4 separate regions of the Homo sapiens genome follow, and all the other regions are linked to region 1. The links are chromatin contacts, found by Hi-C or POLR2A ChIA-PET in ENCODE. All regions are on one chromosome and are shown on one strand. The core of a region is the stretch at or near the end of the contact, and the rest is flanking DNA. Distances in the headings are between cores, read along the strand shown. Region 1 has its middle 57 kb from the start of FTH1. Region 2 has its middle 19 kb from the start of INCENP. Region 3 has its middle 6.6 kb from the start of RAB3IL1. Region 4 holds the start of INCENP (inner centromere protein).

Evidence for each region. A loop is a pair of places that touch in the nucleus more often than their neighbours do. ChIA-PET counts read pairs that join two places held with the same protein, here RNA polymerase II (POLR2A). Pooled maps may share reads with other maps.
Region 2: a map of naive thymus-derived CD4-positive, alpha-beta T cell shows a loop between it and region 1 (15-fold over the local background). The contact joins two enhancer-like sites. A Hi-C loop is called at or near these places in 1 of 168 maps with a recorded cell type or tissue (naive thymus-derived CD4-positive, alpha-beta T cell) and 7 of 50 pooled maps. POLR2A ChIA-PET finds 5 or more read pairs at or near these places in 5 of 52 experiments (HEK293, HepG2, WTC11 and 2 more).
Region 3: POLR2A ChIA-PET joins it to region 1 with 10 read pairs in activated naive CD4-positive, alpha-beta T cell. The contact joins two enhancer-like sites. POLR2A ChIA-PET finds 5 or more read pairs at or near these places in 7 of 52 experiments (Caco-2, HEK293, WTC11 and 2 more).
Region 4: a loop to region 1 is called in a pooled map, with 7 times the contacts of the local background. The contact joins the promoter of INCENP here to the enhancer-like site in region 1. A Hi-C loop is called at or near these places in 11 of 50 pooled maps. POLR2A ChIA-PET finds 5 or more read pairs at or near these places in 3 of 52 experiments (GM12878, HEK293 and activated CD4-positive, alpha-beta memory T cell).

The regions. Positions count from the first base shown.
Region 1 is chr11:62,022,869-62,026,337 of GRCh38, forward strand. No RefSeq gene overlaps it. Among named protein-coding and RNA genes, the nearest start is that of FTH1, 57 kb to the left of the region's middle. RefSeq lists an enhancer at 2,720-2,819. Within about 2 kb of position 2,188, at least 29 of the 41 ENCODE cell types and tissues checked have a DNase peak (open chromatin) inside an H3K27ac peak, as active enhancers do; they include GM12878, where a contact is called at or near this core.
Region 2 is chr11:62,103,762-62,107,245 of GRCh38, forward strand. No RefSeq gene overlaps it. Among named protein-coding and RNA genes, the nearest start is that of INCENP, 19 kb to the right of the region's middle. Within about 2 kb of position 1,495, at least 11 of the 41 ENCODE cell types and tissues checked have a DNase peak (open chromatin) inside an H3K27ac peak, as active enhancers do.
Region 3 is chr11:61,922,620-61,925,758 of GRCh38, forward strand. It overlaps a transcript of RAB3IL1 not described here. Among named protein-coding and RNA genes, the nearest start is that of RAB3IL1, 6.6 kb to the left of the region's middle. RefSeq lists enhancers at 594-1,343, 1,098-1,392. Within about 2 kb of position 1,557, at least 26 of the 41 ENCODE cell types and tissues checked have a DNase peak (open chromatin) inside an H3K27ac peak, as active enhancers do.
Region 4 is chr11:62,122,187-62,125,332 of GRCh38, forward strand. INCENP (inner centromere protein) reads left to right here and starts at 1,825. Exons shown (of 19, transcript NM_001040694.2): 1 at 1,825-1,977. It overlaps LOC124902681 (a long non-coding RNA gene), which reads right to left and starts at 1,525. Exons shown (of 2, transcript XR_007062697.1): 1 at 1,471-1,525. RefSeq lists enhancers at 1,436-1,525, 2,056-2,125, 2,115-2,696.

The DNA of each region.
Region 1 (3,469 bases), core at 938-3,437:
CGTAACTAGTGTCAGAATTGAACTGAATGATAGGTTACGCAGCTGGTGTCGGAAATTGGTTGGGGTGGGAAAAGCCCACTGATTTTGGTGAGGGGAAGTGTGATGAGTGTTGAGAGTATACCAGGAGAAGACACTTTGATTTTCCTGTTCCACAGCAGGGAACTAAAGGCAATCCAGCGAGTTCTTCACTGGGGGAAATGGACAGGTGAAAGGCGGTGGCTGCACTGGATGGAGCACCACACAGCTGTGAGAAGGGGTTGTAGATGCACACACAGCAACACGGGTGGACCTTACCAACCTAGTGCAGAAGAAGAACGTCTATATATTCTAATTTGCATAAACATACCTGACATAAATATATATTCGAATACATGTATACAAACCTGAACAACAGATGCTGGCAAAGATGCAGAGAAAAAGGAACACTTTTACACTGTTGGTGGGAATGTAAATTAGTTCAACCATTGTGGAAGACAGTGTGGTGATTCCTCAGAGATCTAGAAGCAGAAATACCATTTGATCCAGCAATCCCATTACTGAGTATATACCCAAAGGTATAGAAATCATTCTGTTTTAAATGTACATCCTCACATATGTTCATTGCAGCACTATTCACTATAGCAAAGACATGGAATCAACCTAAATGCTCATCCATGATAGACTGATAAAGAAAATGTGGTATATATACACCGTGGAATACTATGCAGCCATAGAAAGGAATGAGGTCATGTCCTTTGCAGGGACGTGAATGGAGCTGGAAGCCATTATCCTCAGCAAACTAATACAGGAACAGAAAACCAAACGCTGATTGTTCTCACTTATAAGTGGGAGCTGAGTGATGAGAACACATGGACACAAGAGGGGAACAACACACACTGGGGTCTGTAGGAAGGTTAGAGGGGGAAGGAGAACATCAGGAAGAATAGCTAATAGATGCCGGGCTTAATACCTAGGGAATGGGTTGATCTGTGCAGCAAACCACCATGGCACTGCACATGTACCCTGGAACTTAAAAGTTGAGAAAAAAAAAGTGATCTTAGTAAGTGCAAAAGACTGGAATGAGATCTTCCAATCACGTCTGACTCAACCTCTAATTCTTGCTGTGAAAATGTATATGATATATTAAAAAATCAAATAAAAATGGCTTTTAGAATCGTATAAAAAAGAAAATAACCTGAAATTCCAAGAAAACAGGCAAAGATGAACATTAAAAGCATTAGGATGGTTGTTTGTAGGGGAGAAGGGAATAGGAATTGTGATAAAAGAAAATAGCTTAAATAGCTTTTTTTTTAGACAGGGTCTCACTCTGTCGCGAAGGCTGGAGTGCAGTGGTGTGATCTCGGTTCACTGCAACCTCTGCCTCCTGGGTTCAAGTGATTCTCTTGTCTCAGCCTCCTGAGTAGCTGGGATTATGGGCATGTGTCACCACACCTGGCTAATTTTTGTATTTTTATTATTTTTATTTTTATTTTTATTTTTTTTGAGATGGAGTTTCACTCTTGTCACCCAGGCTGGAGTGCAATGGCGCACTCTCGGCTCACACAACAACTGCCTTTCAGGTTCAAGCGATTCTCCTGCCTCAGCCTCCCCAGTAGCTGGGATTATAGGTGCCCATCATCACATCCAGCTAATTTTTTGTAATTTTAATAGAGACGGGATATCACCACGTTGTCCAGGCCGGTCTTGAACTCCTGACCTCAGGTGATCCACCTGCCTCGGCCTCCCAAAGTGCTGGGATTACAGGTGTGAGCCACCAAGCCCGGCCATAATTTTTGTATTTTTAGTAGAGACAGGGTTTTGCCATGTTGGCCAGGCTGGTCTCGAACTCCCGACCTCAGGTGATCCACCCACCTCGGCCTCCCAAAGTGCTGGGATTACAGGCGTGAGCCACCGCGCCTGGCCATAATTTTTGTATTTTTCCATGTTGCCATGGAACATGGCATGTTGTATTTTTAATAGAGACGGGGTATCACCATGTTGGCCAGGCTGGTCTCGAACTCCTGACCTCAGGTGATCCACCCACCTCAGCCTCATAAAGTGCTGGGATTACAGGCGTGAGCCACCATGTCTGGCCAGAAAATAGCTATTTTTAAAAGGAGTGCAAAGTGAGGGTTTCGCACAGAAACTGGTATGTGGTAAGTGCTCCCTAAGTGTCAGCTATTACTAATTAATTAAGAAACAAGTAGTCCAAAGACAGTCAGTGTGTTTCCCCAAGCACACATCTTGGTAAGTTCCATGAAGAGGCATGGTCTGTAACTGTCTTGCCATGATCATTTTTTCAGGAGCCTAGAGCAGTGTTTGGCAGTCGATATGTCTTGAATGATTGAACAAAAGCTAGTTTGTGACAGAGCCACCCAGCGGAATGTTCACCTCGTCCAACTCTTCTACACAATCGAGAGAAACATTCTTTTCTAATTTCCTTCCTTTTTTAGAAAAAATTAATAGACCTTGGTTCTGTCCCCAACGGTCTGAATTAGGGGTTAATTAGGGTTAACCACATTTTGTATTTATATGTCCTTTCCTATGGAGACATCAAAGCCCAGAAATGTCACCTCAATGCCCATACAGCTTTCCCCTCACCTCCAAGAGTGACAGAGTGAAATTTAGAATCCCAGGCCCTTGCAGGTAAGTCTGACAGTTTCAGTGAGCTCTGGACGGGGAGGTGCCCACAGGGTTTGTTGGTCCAGAAAGCAACAGAACTCAGTAGGCTAAAGGGAAGTGAGTCAGTGTCTTAATGCACATGGATTTCAAAACAGTAGGGACTGCAGACTTCATGGTGTGAAGAAACGCATCTGACAGCTTTGTTATTACATCAGGAAAGCTGCAGTCAGCAGACACGTACGGGATGTGGGAGGTTTGTTTTGACCACACCCCTGTCAATAGTTACAAGATAAGCCAAAGCAAGAAGCACAGACACCATGCCTGGCAGAAAAGCGGCCGTTTGCGGAACTATTTTATGTAACACAAAACCACGTTTTCGGTCCGTAAGGCAGGGTCTCCACCTCATTGTGTGTGCACAGATCAAGCAATGACGATGGCTCTTGCCTACAGGAAGCAGCAGAATGTCCATGACCTTCCCCAGTGAGATCATCACTTCTACGGTGCCTGGGACTTCCTTACCTCTTTTTAAAGATCTCCCTCTGTGACAGCCCCCACCTTGCTCACGGAGGACTTAGTCTTCTTATTTGAGTCTTTAGAGCCAGCAGTGGCTAGCATGTTAGACTCACCTGGAGAGCTTTTAAAAAATCCCAGTACTTGGCTGCACTCAGACTGATTAAATTAGAACCTCTGGGCACACACACACAAAAAAATGCTAGACGCGATGTCTCACGCCTGTAATCCCAGCACTTTGGGAGGCCGAGGCAGGTGGATCATTTGAGGTCAGGAGTTCAAGACCAGCCTGGGCAACATGGCAAAAACTCATCTCTACTAAAAATATAAAAATTAATCAGATGTGGTGGTGCATACC
Region 2 (3,484 bases), core at 245-2,744, 80 kb after region 1:
AGACCCCACAGGTTAGGAGCTTACTTCCCACAAGACTGTTCCCCCTTCAGATGATGACACAAGTAGTGGGTCCCCAGGTGACCCACAGTTCCGTCTGACATGGCTATAAATCAAGGGTTCCCCTAAGCCCCCTTCATGTTCAATAATTTGCTATAACAGCTCAGACAACTCAGGGAAACACTTTACTTATGTTTACCTGTTTATTATAAAGGATACAAATGAACGGTGAGATGAAGAGGTACACAGGGCAGAGGTCTCTGGAAGGGTCCCAAATGCAGGAGTGTTTGTCCCTGTGGAGTTTGGAGTGTGTCAACCTCCTGGTTCGTGGATGCATTCACCAACCTGGAAGCTCTTTGAACCCCATCTCCATCATTTAGGGTTTTTATGGCAGCTTCATTACATAGGCATGATTAAGGAAAACACTGATCGTGAGTGATTCACTACATCTCCAGCCCCTCTCCCTCCCCTGAAAGTCATGGGGTGGAACTGAAAGCTTTAACCCTTTAATCACGTCTTGATCTTCCTAGTGATGGTATGATGTGGCTGTGTCCCCACCCAAATTTCATCTTGAATTGTAGTTTCCACAATCCCCACATGTCATGGGAGGGACCTGGTGGGAGATAATTTAATCCTGGTGGTGGTTACCCTCATGCTGTTCTCGCAATAGTGAGTTCTCACGAGCTCTGATGGTTTTATGAGGGGCTTCCCTCCCACCCCCTCGCTCTCATTCTTCTCCTTCCTGCCGCCATGTGAAGAAGGATGTGTTTGCTTCCCCTTCTGCCGTGACTATAAGTTTCATGAGGCCTCCCCAGCCCTGTGGAACTGTGAGTCGATTAAACCTCTTTCCTTTAGGCCAGGCATGGGGGCCGAGGCAGATGGATCACTTGAGGTCAGGAGTTCAAAACCAGCCTGGCCAACATGGCGAAACTCTGTCTCTACTAAAAATACAAAAAAATTAGCCAGGCATGGTGGCAGGTGCCTGTAATCCAGGCTACCTGGGAGGCTGAGGCAGGAGAATTGCTTGAACCTGGGAGGCAGAGGTTGCAGTGAGCCGAGATCGTACCACTGCACTCCAGCCTGGGTAAGAGAGGGAGACTCCATCTCAAAAACAAACAAACAAAAACCACCAGCAACAACAACAACAAAACACCTCTTTCCTTTATATAAGTTACCCAGTCTCAGGTATTTCTTCATAGCAGTGTGGGAATGAACTAATACAGGTGACTACTCACATGTGGCAAATGCAGACAAGGGCACTCTGTGCTATTGGGATGCTGAGGTGGGGGTGTGATAGGAGTTTGGCAGGACTTGTTTCCCAAGACATAGGTCACAAGGACCCCCCTGATAAAACAGGATGTGGTAAAGGAGCCAGCCAAAACCCCCCAAAACCAAGATGGTGATGAAAGCGACCCTTGGTCCTCTCACCGCTCATTATACACTAATCATAATCCATGATTTGTCCATGGTGAAGGAAACTCCCACCAGAAACACGACAGCTTACATACGCCATGGCAACATCCGGAAGTTACCCTATATGGTCTAAAAAGGGGAGGAACTCTCATTTCTGGGAATTCTCTGACCTTTTCCTGGAAAATTCATGAATAAGCCACCCTTGTTTAGCATGTGAGCAAGAAACAAACATAAAAATAGCAACCTGCAACTCTCACGGCTGCTCTTCCGATGGCATAGCCACTCTTACTCCTTTACTTTTAAAATAAACTTGCTTTCACTTTACTCTGTTAACTCTTGAATTCCTTCCTGTGCAAAGCCAAGAACTCACGTCGCCTCCTGGGCTGAACTCCAATGTGGGGGTTCACCCTGTGACAGGTGGATGGGCTGGAGTCCAGGAGTTCGGGTCCAGCCTAAGCAACATAGTGAGACCCCCCATCTCTATTTTTTTCTCAGACAGTATAAGAGACAGATGAAGCAAAGTGCATAAATGGCTGTGAGGAGCATGTGGTTTGTCAAAGCTGGAACTTTATTTACAAACAAGTTCCAGCATTATCTGAGTGGGTGCTGCTAACAATTATAGCGTGTTCTTTCAAACTGCAGACTGGGATTAGACGGTTTGCCAAAAAGCCACTGAGTACATCAAAGCGAGAATTCTGAATTCTCCATTTATCTTCAGATTTATCACTCCCTCCCTCTGTGCCCTTCTCTGCATCTGCTGTATGTGAGTATGGAGAGTCCACACAATTCAGTCTGTACCAGTGGTCTAGGTTTTCAACTACATCTCATTGGTCAAGCATGTTTGCATTCACAGAAGGAACCCTACCCCCATTTTTGTTTTCCTGTTTTATTTTTAGTACATTTTAGGCCTTAAGAATGTAGGGTTTTTTTGTTTGTTTTTTTTTCCTATGAGACGGGAGTCTTGCTCCATAACCCAGGCTGGAATGCAGTGGCATGATCTCGGCTCACTGCAACCTCCCCGTCCCGGGTTCAAGCGATTCTCCTGCCTCAGCCTCCCATGTAGCTAGGAATACAGGCATGCACCACCATGCCTGGCTAATTTTTTTTTTAATTTTTTTTTTAATTTTTAGTAGAGACGGGGTTTCACCATGTTGGCCAGACTTGTTTTGAACTCCTGACCTCAGGTGATCCGCCCACCTTGGCCTCTCAAAATGCTGGGATTACAGGCATGAACAACCATGCCTCACCAATAGTGTTTTATCATACAGAAATAGAAATTACAAATCTCTCAGGAAGTTCTTTGGAAGTGCAGCTTTAAAGACATACTTTTTGACCCCCACTGTTTTCTTTTGCCCAGCTTGGATATGTGTTCTGCCTTCATTGTCTCTTCAAGGAGGCATTCACAGGCAGCAGAGCTCTTTTGTGGAGGAACTTTTATAACATTGTCAGTTGCTTTAAGCAGACGTTCTCAAGGCTGATCTGTAGGCTGGATCCAGTGGCTGACAAGGATTTTACTGATTTGTACAATACGAGAAAAATAAGAACAATGCAATGAGTTTTTCATAAAGGAATTTTTTTTTTTTTGAGATGGAGTTTCACTCTTGTCGCCCAGGCTGGAGTGCAGTGGTGCAATCTTGGCTCACTGCAAACTCTACCTCCTGGGTTCAAGTGATTCTCCTGCCTCAGCCTCCTGAGTAGCTGGGATTATGGGTGCCCACCACCATGCCTAGCTAATTTTTGTATTTTTAGTATTGATAGGGTTTCACCATGTTGGCCAGGCTGGTCTCTAATTCCTGACGTCAGGTGATCCGCCCGCCTCGGCCTCCCAAAGTGCTGGGATTACAGGTGTGAACCACCGTGCCTGGCCTCATAAAGGAATTTATTTGTGTCACTTTGACGTATTCTGAGATTGCATGCCCTCTTCTTTTTGAGTTTAAATGTCTTTTATAATAGTAGGATAATAAGAGATAGGTGTTAAAAAAAAACCCATACATATTTACTTAATAAAATTAACTCAATGCTTAAACGTATTTGCAAATTTTGCTACTCTGTGAAATCCAAAAGTCCAGAGAAC
Region 3 (3,139 bases), core at 307-2,806, 100 kb before region 1:
TCCTCCTGCCTGTACTTCCCTCTTCTTTCTGGTTAGCCTCTGAGTCCCTGCTGGGGAGAAGCTGCCAGTTCCTCACACCCCACCCTGCCCCGCCCCGCCCAGCGGATAACAGTATCTCCCACTTGGGCTTTGGGCTGCGAAGCTCTCTCAGCCTAATGCAAACCAGATGCTGTCCTCCCTTTCCTGGCAATGAATTTTCCATGGCCTGCTCCCACCCGCTTCCTGTTTTTGCTCCTCTCTGATCCCCCTGCTCAATTCTCCTGTGCCCCCACCTTCCTCTGCTGGGCAACCTCTGGGCTTACCTGGAAACAATTAATGGAAAACAGGATATGTGAAGGGTGGGGGTCTCCCCATCACCCCAACATGGCAAGAGGGGAAAGGGCTTGGCCTGGCTGGTGGCATCATATGTGGGAGTTGGTCCCTCCCTGCCAAGACCCCACCAGCCTCTTGGCCGGGGGCGGGAGAGGGGAAACTGAGTCAGAGTTGCTGGAGACTTTATGGAAAAACCTGTTATGTTTCTGGACATTTAGACACAGCTTGGACTGGATGGGAAGCTTTGAGGATCTTGTCTTTGGTTGTAACTTCTTAGAAAAAAGGCAGAGCCAGAAAAGGCCCGATTGTCTCTTCTTGCAGATGAGGAAACTGAGGCTCAGAGACTCATCCAGGGTCACTTGTGAGTCACAGCAAGAAGCAGCCAGGTCTGGGACGTCTTGTCAGTAAAAGCCGCTGCCTGAAGTCGCCTCCCCTTCTTGCTATCTCAGCGTCATTCCTGCCTGCCCTTCCCCTGCCTCTGCATAGAGCTCAGTCACGAGGGGAGGCTCACAAGGCCACCATCCGCCTGCCTGTGGTGCAGACACCTCCCAGCTGGCAGGCTCAAGGCAGCCACGCACACCTGGCTGGGCAGACTTTGAAGCAACTGGATTTTTCCCCTGCAGGGCTGGGCGCTCAGCAGAGGGGCCCTGGGTAAGCCCCAAAAACATGTGTGCAGGTGGGCCCTTCCTTGGTCCACTTGACCCTGTGAACTTCCTCAGGTCAGCCAGTGCTGGTCCTCAGAGTGAGGGCTCCCCCATTTCCATGAAAACAACAGCCCCAGGGTTCCTGAAAGCCAGTTCTGGCTGCCCCTCCCTCCGCCAGCTGTGCAGGGTGTTTGGACAGCGCGGATGGAATGTTTTGCAGCCAAAGTCCTCCCTGGATCTCTGAGCTCAGATTTCAAGCAGGAGGGAAAGAGGACGCTGGTTCTGGCTCCAGGGAGAGGGGAAGCGACTCAGGAGGTCAAACTTGGGCCTGGAGGCTCCCTGCTCTGTCCCCAGGCCTGACCAAGACCAGGCCCAGGCCCCTCAGGGAAGGGCAGGACAGAGCGTGTGGAGGCGGCCGAATGGGGTCACAGCTTTGCTCAGGCCAACCTGGTGAAGCCAGGCCCCGGGGACAGTCTGGGCTCAGGGAGGGGCTCAGCCCAGGACAGCACTTTGAGAACACTAAGATTCACAACAGACCTCCTTCGACCACCATCTCCATTTTTTAGGGAGGGCAGTTGGGGTCCAGAGAGGGCAGGCACTTGTCCCAGGTGGTACAGCATGCTGGGTACAGAGCGGGGCTAGCAGCCAGGCCTCCGGAAGCTAAACTTGCTCTTTTCACTGTCCAGGAAGTTCCCATCCTCACTCTCAGCCCCAGAGATACAGCCCCTGCCAGTAAGTCGTCATCTTTGCTTCTTCCCCAAAAGATGCAGGCAAAAGAATCTACTCAGAAAGTCAGTTCACAAAGCAAGCACAGACACTAAGCTCCAGGCCAGCCTCTGAGAGATTCGAATTAACCTACTCGAGGACAAGGCAGAGGCCCTGAGAGACAGGATTCCTGGCCCATCTCCTGCTCTGGGGCCAGAGCTCCCCCAGTTCTCCACCACAGCTGCCCAGGCCCCTCAGCGCCCCCACGAAATGAATCCCTTCTCTGGCTGCGAAGACCCATAAGTTCTAGACACAAATATATGGAAGCTAGTTTGAGCCTCAGTTTACCCACCTTAAACCTGGGAGGATTATCTTTGTTCCACTTGACTTATCATCATATTGTGGGGTGCTGATGGTGAGGGCCGGGAAGTGCTGGTGAACCCCTTTGGAAATATCAACAGTTCCCGGTAATGAAACTGACCTCAGACGAAGAAGGGAGGAAGGAAGGAGGGGATTCCTTTGGGCCCAGATGGGTGTGGGAGTCTGACCAAGGTGCCTGGGGCCTGAGCTGAATTCCTAGAGATGAAACCTGTTCACCCGCTCTCAACTCCTCAGAAGGAAAGCTCAGCCACCTTGTGGAATTATTAGAGAACAGAGAATCCATCAGAAACCTTCGGGGGGAAAACATGACTAGTGGAGGAGGGTGTGACCCCCAGAGAGCTGATGACTCCCTTCCAAGGTGGCAGAATGTGGGGTGAACTGGAGACTGTGCTAGGATCTTTACGCGCAATCTCAGATTCTGTTCATCCTTGCAGCGGCCCGACAGTCCTTGGTGGTCCTTCATTGCTTTCTGTTCCCATTTTAAAGATGAGGAAACAGATTTGGAAAGGTTAAAGGATTTGGCCAATGGCTAACAAGTAAAGGAACTCAGATTTTAACCCAGGTTTGTCTGACTCCAAAGCTTGTTTTCTTATCTCTCCACCAGTCACTCTCTCAGGAGGAAGGGTAAAGTGAGGCTTTTTAAACAAAGTAGGGATTGAAGAATCAATAGGATTTAAATATCCATATAGAGCCGGGTGCAGTGGTTCACACCTGTAATTCCCAGCACTTTGGGAGGCTGAGGTGGGTGGATCACTTGACGTCAGGAGTTCAAGACCAGCCTGGCCAACATGGTAAAAACCCTGTCTCTACTAAAAATACACGAATTAGCCAGGCATGGTGGCACACACATGTAATCCCAGCTACTTGGGAGGCTGAGGCAGGAAAATTGCTTGAACCCGGGAGGTGGAGGCTGCAGTGAGCCAACATCACACCACTGCACTCTAGCCTAGGCAACAGAGCAAGACTGTGTCTCAAAAAAAAAAAATCCATATAGAAATGAAGGATGGACATTCCCTGCAGAGGGACCAACAGGTAAAAGGCCTGGAGGTGGGAAGGGCAGAACACAGACAGAGAGAGGCAAACCCTTCACTTTGCCA
Region 4 (3,146 bases), core at 575-3,074, 99 kb after region 1:
CTAAAGCAGTTTCTCAACAGCAGCAATTCTGGTATCTGGGGCCGGGTAATTCCTTGCTGTGGGGACTGTCTTATGCACTAGATGGCGTTCAGCAGCATCCCTGGCCTTTACCCACCAAATACCACTAACCCCTTCTCCCAAACCCAAATGAATTCACACACTGCCAAATGTGGGGGGCGGAGGTGGGATAAAACCTCCTCTGCATGAGAACCACTTCTCTCAAGAAACGTCCAGTACCAGGGTAGGTGACCAAGGATTCTGTCGCCCAAGAGATGACAGAAGGCTCTAGATAAACGCACACTCCGTTGCCATTCACAAGGCGTTTTGTTTTTACTTCTCAAAAGCGGCAGAGATTTTTTTTTTGAGACGGAGTTTTTTGCTTTTTGTGGCCCAGGCTGGAGTGCAATGGCGCGATCTCGGCCCACTGCAACCTCTGCCTCCCGGGTTCAAGCGATTCTCCTGTCTCAGCCTCCCGAGTCGCTGGGATTACAGGTGCAAGCCACCACGCCCGGCTAATTTTTTTTTGTATTTTAGTAGAGACAGGGTTCCACTGTGTTGCCCAGGCTGGTCTCGAACTCCTGAGCTCAGGCAATCCACCCGCCTCGGCCTCCCAAAGTGCTAGGATTGCAGGCGTGAGCCACCGCGCCCGGCCAGAGATTCTTTTTTTTTTTTTTTTTTTTTTTTGAGACGGAGTCTCGCTCTGTCGCCCAGGCTGGAGTGCAGTGGCGGGATCTCGCCGGCCAGAGATTCTTTATAGGACATATTAGTCCTTGTCTTTCCCCCCCCGCCTCCATATTGGAAAGATGAACTAATTGAAATATGACTTAGTAAAAACATTGTGCCAACTTGAAACCTTGATTTAGTAAAACATCTCAATGTTTAGATCCTTTGTCCAATGGTAGTATTTATCAGATGTATTCAGCTTGCTCAGAAAACCAAAAGGGCATTACAACCACAAAAGCAAAGAAAAATAAGAAAACGTCCCATGTTTGGATCTTGTTCTACTTGTAAAGATTAAATTGAAATGATTAGGCTTTTCGATTCATGAGCCAAATACCGTAACACCCTGGCCTTTGATGGGTTTGGATTTTTAACATTACTCCTGAGATTTCAGGAAGTGGGGTTACAGTTACACTCCTTATAGCTGCTAAGTGTATTAAGTTGAATGTAAGGATGCATAATATTGTTTGAATTGAGCCCCACTACCAATTCTTTAAAAAATGGCATGAATTCCTATACGTAAATGATTTGGTGGAACTATTCCATCATAATTTCTAAATTGTTTATATACCAAGGTAGCCTTAATTTGTATATGTTTCAGTACAATGAAATTTTACTCCCTCTGGGATGCTGTTTGGTTTGTATTTTGAGGAATGTTTTTCTCATGGGAAGAGGAACCTATGACTTCTGTACCTAGATAATTTGTTACATTAAAAAGCTGGTCTTTCAGCAATGTAAGTATATACATACATGTTTTTATGAGGAAAAAAAAGCAGCAGAGATCAGAAGACTGCCACCGTGCTTGGAGAAGAAAGAAAGCCGCGCGTGGCCTTCGCAGTGCTCGCCGGGACTCGTAGTTCCAGGTCTGCGGGCTCCTCCCAGGCGGGGATCTACTTCCTCTCTCGGCCGCGGCCGCAGCACCCGGAAGCTGAGGGGGCTTAAAGTCTTTCGCTTCCTTTCCCCGCCTCTTAGTCCCGCAGATTGCTAGTGGATATGGCCAATAGGAGGGCTGACTGGTACTTCCTGTTATTTGATTGGCTTAAAATTTTGCAACCGCCCGGACAAACTTGCCGAGGATTGGCTGAGCCTTCAGTTTTGAAAATCATAGTTTTCGCCCGCGCTGCGCCGCCTGGTTGCTCCTCCCGTGCGGTGAGTCCCGAAGGCCCGGAGCCAAGTGGGTCTGGGCAAGCGGGGCCTTACCTAGGGATACCACCGGACTTGGATCGGAGCAGCCTTCAGGGGACGTGGCGCAGTCGAGTGAGTGCGCGTGGGCGTGGGGATTGGGGGGTGGTTCGCGATTTTTTCCCCGGTCCTCTGCTCCGTCCCTGTCGACTCCGGACCAGGGTCGTGACTCCCCACCCCAGCCCCTGGCTACCTGGGCATATGAGGGTCACCTCTTCCAAGTGGCGAGGTCGCCTGCCTTGGTTCTCGGGCCCGAGATGCCTCCCACCCTTTCCACCTAGGCCCTCAGCTTCCTAGAGCATAGCCCCGTTCCCTCCGCTCCCGGCTGCTTGGCACCTTGTGCCTGTGAGGATTAGTGTTGACTTGGACGCGCAGGAAGCCCGAAACCAACCCGGTTGTTTGGCGGAATGATGCCAGATGGCATTTCTGTGCAGTTAAACCCCTCTCTCAACGCCCCCGCCCCCAGCTGAGCAGCATTTTAAACTGACCATTTCCGGAGGCTGGGCCGCCCCTTGTCACTCCCCAAGCCTGTTCGCTGTCAGCGGTTCAGTCTCATTCAGCTAACATGGGTTGCTCGCGGGGTTGCCCAGAGCCAAGACTGGGCACCTGCCTTTCAGAAGTTGATATCTAGAAGGCGGTATAGCCAGTGGTTAAGGGCACGGTTTAAAGGCGGTATAGCCCGTGGTTAAGGGCACGGTTCTATTTATGCCCCTGATTTACCGGCTGATTTTGACTTCTCTTTGCCTCAATTTCCTCATCTGCCCATGCGTATCCTCAAGGTTGTGGTGAGAATTAAATGAGATGATGTCTGACTCGGGCATGGAGTATGACTCAGTAAATGGGAGCAGCTGCTATGCGCTTTCTGCACAGAGGTGTGGTAGGCGCCCAACTTACAGCACCCTGAAAAGGACAGGAGTCATAGAGGAGGACGATGGGGCCTTCAGTCTGGTGTATGGTGTGGAAGAAGTGTTGGAGAGGAGGAAGACTGGAGAGTGTCTTCCTCGGTGAGGTGTTGAGTGCTCTTTATCTGTGTGCAGGTGCTTACATGGGTTGAAGAAGAGATTTTTGCTGCTCTTCCAGGAGCCTGATTCTTGGTACACTGATTCCTTCTTTTTCAGGGTCACCTCTGTTTTAACTTACGGTAACCCTTTTTAAATCGTTGCGCTAAGGTCTGCTAGAAGCAAACCTCCCCGTGAAAGAAGTCCAATTGCTTTCATGGACTTTGTGAAAGAAGCTCTCATCCA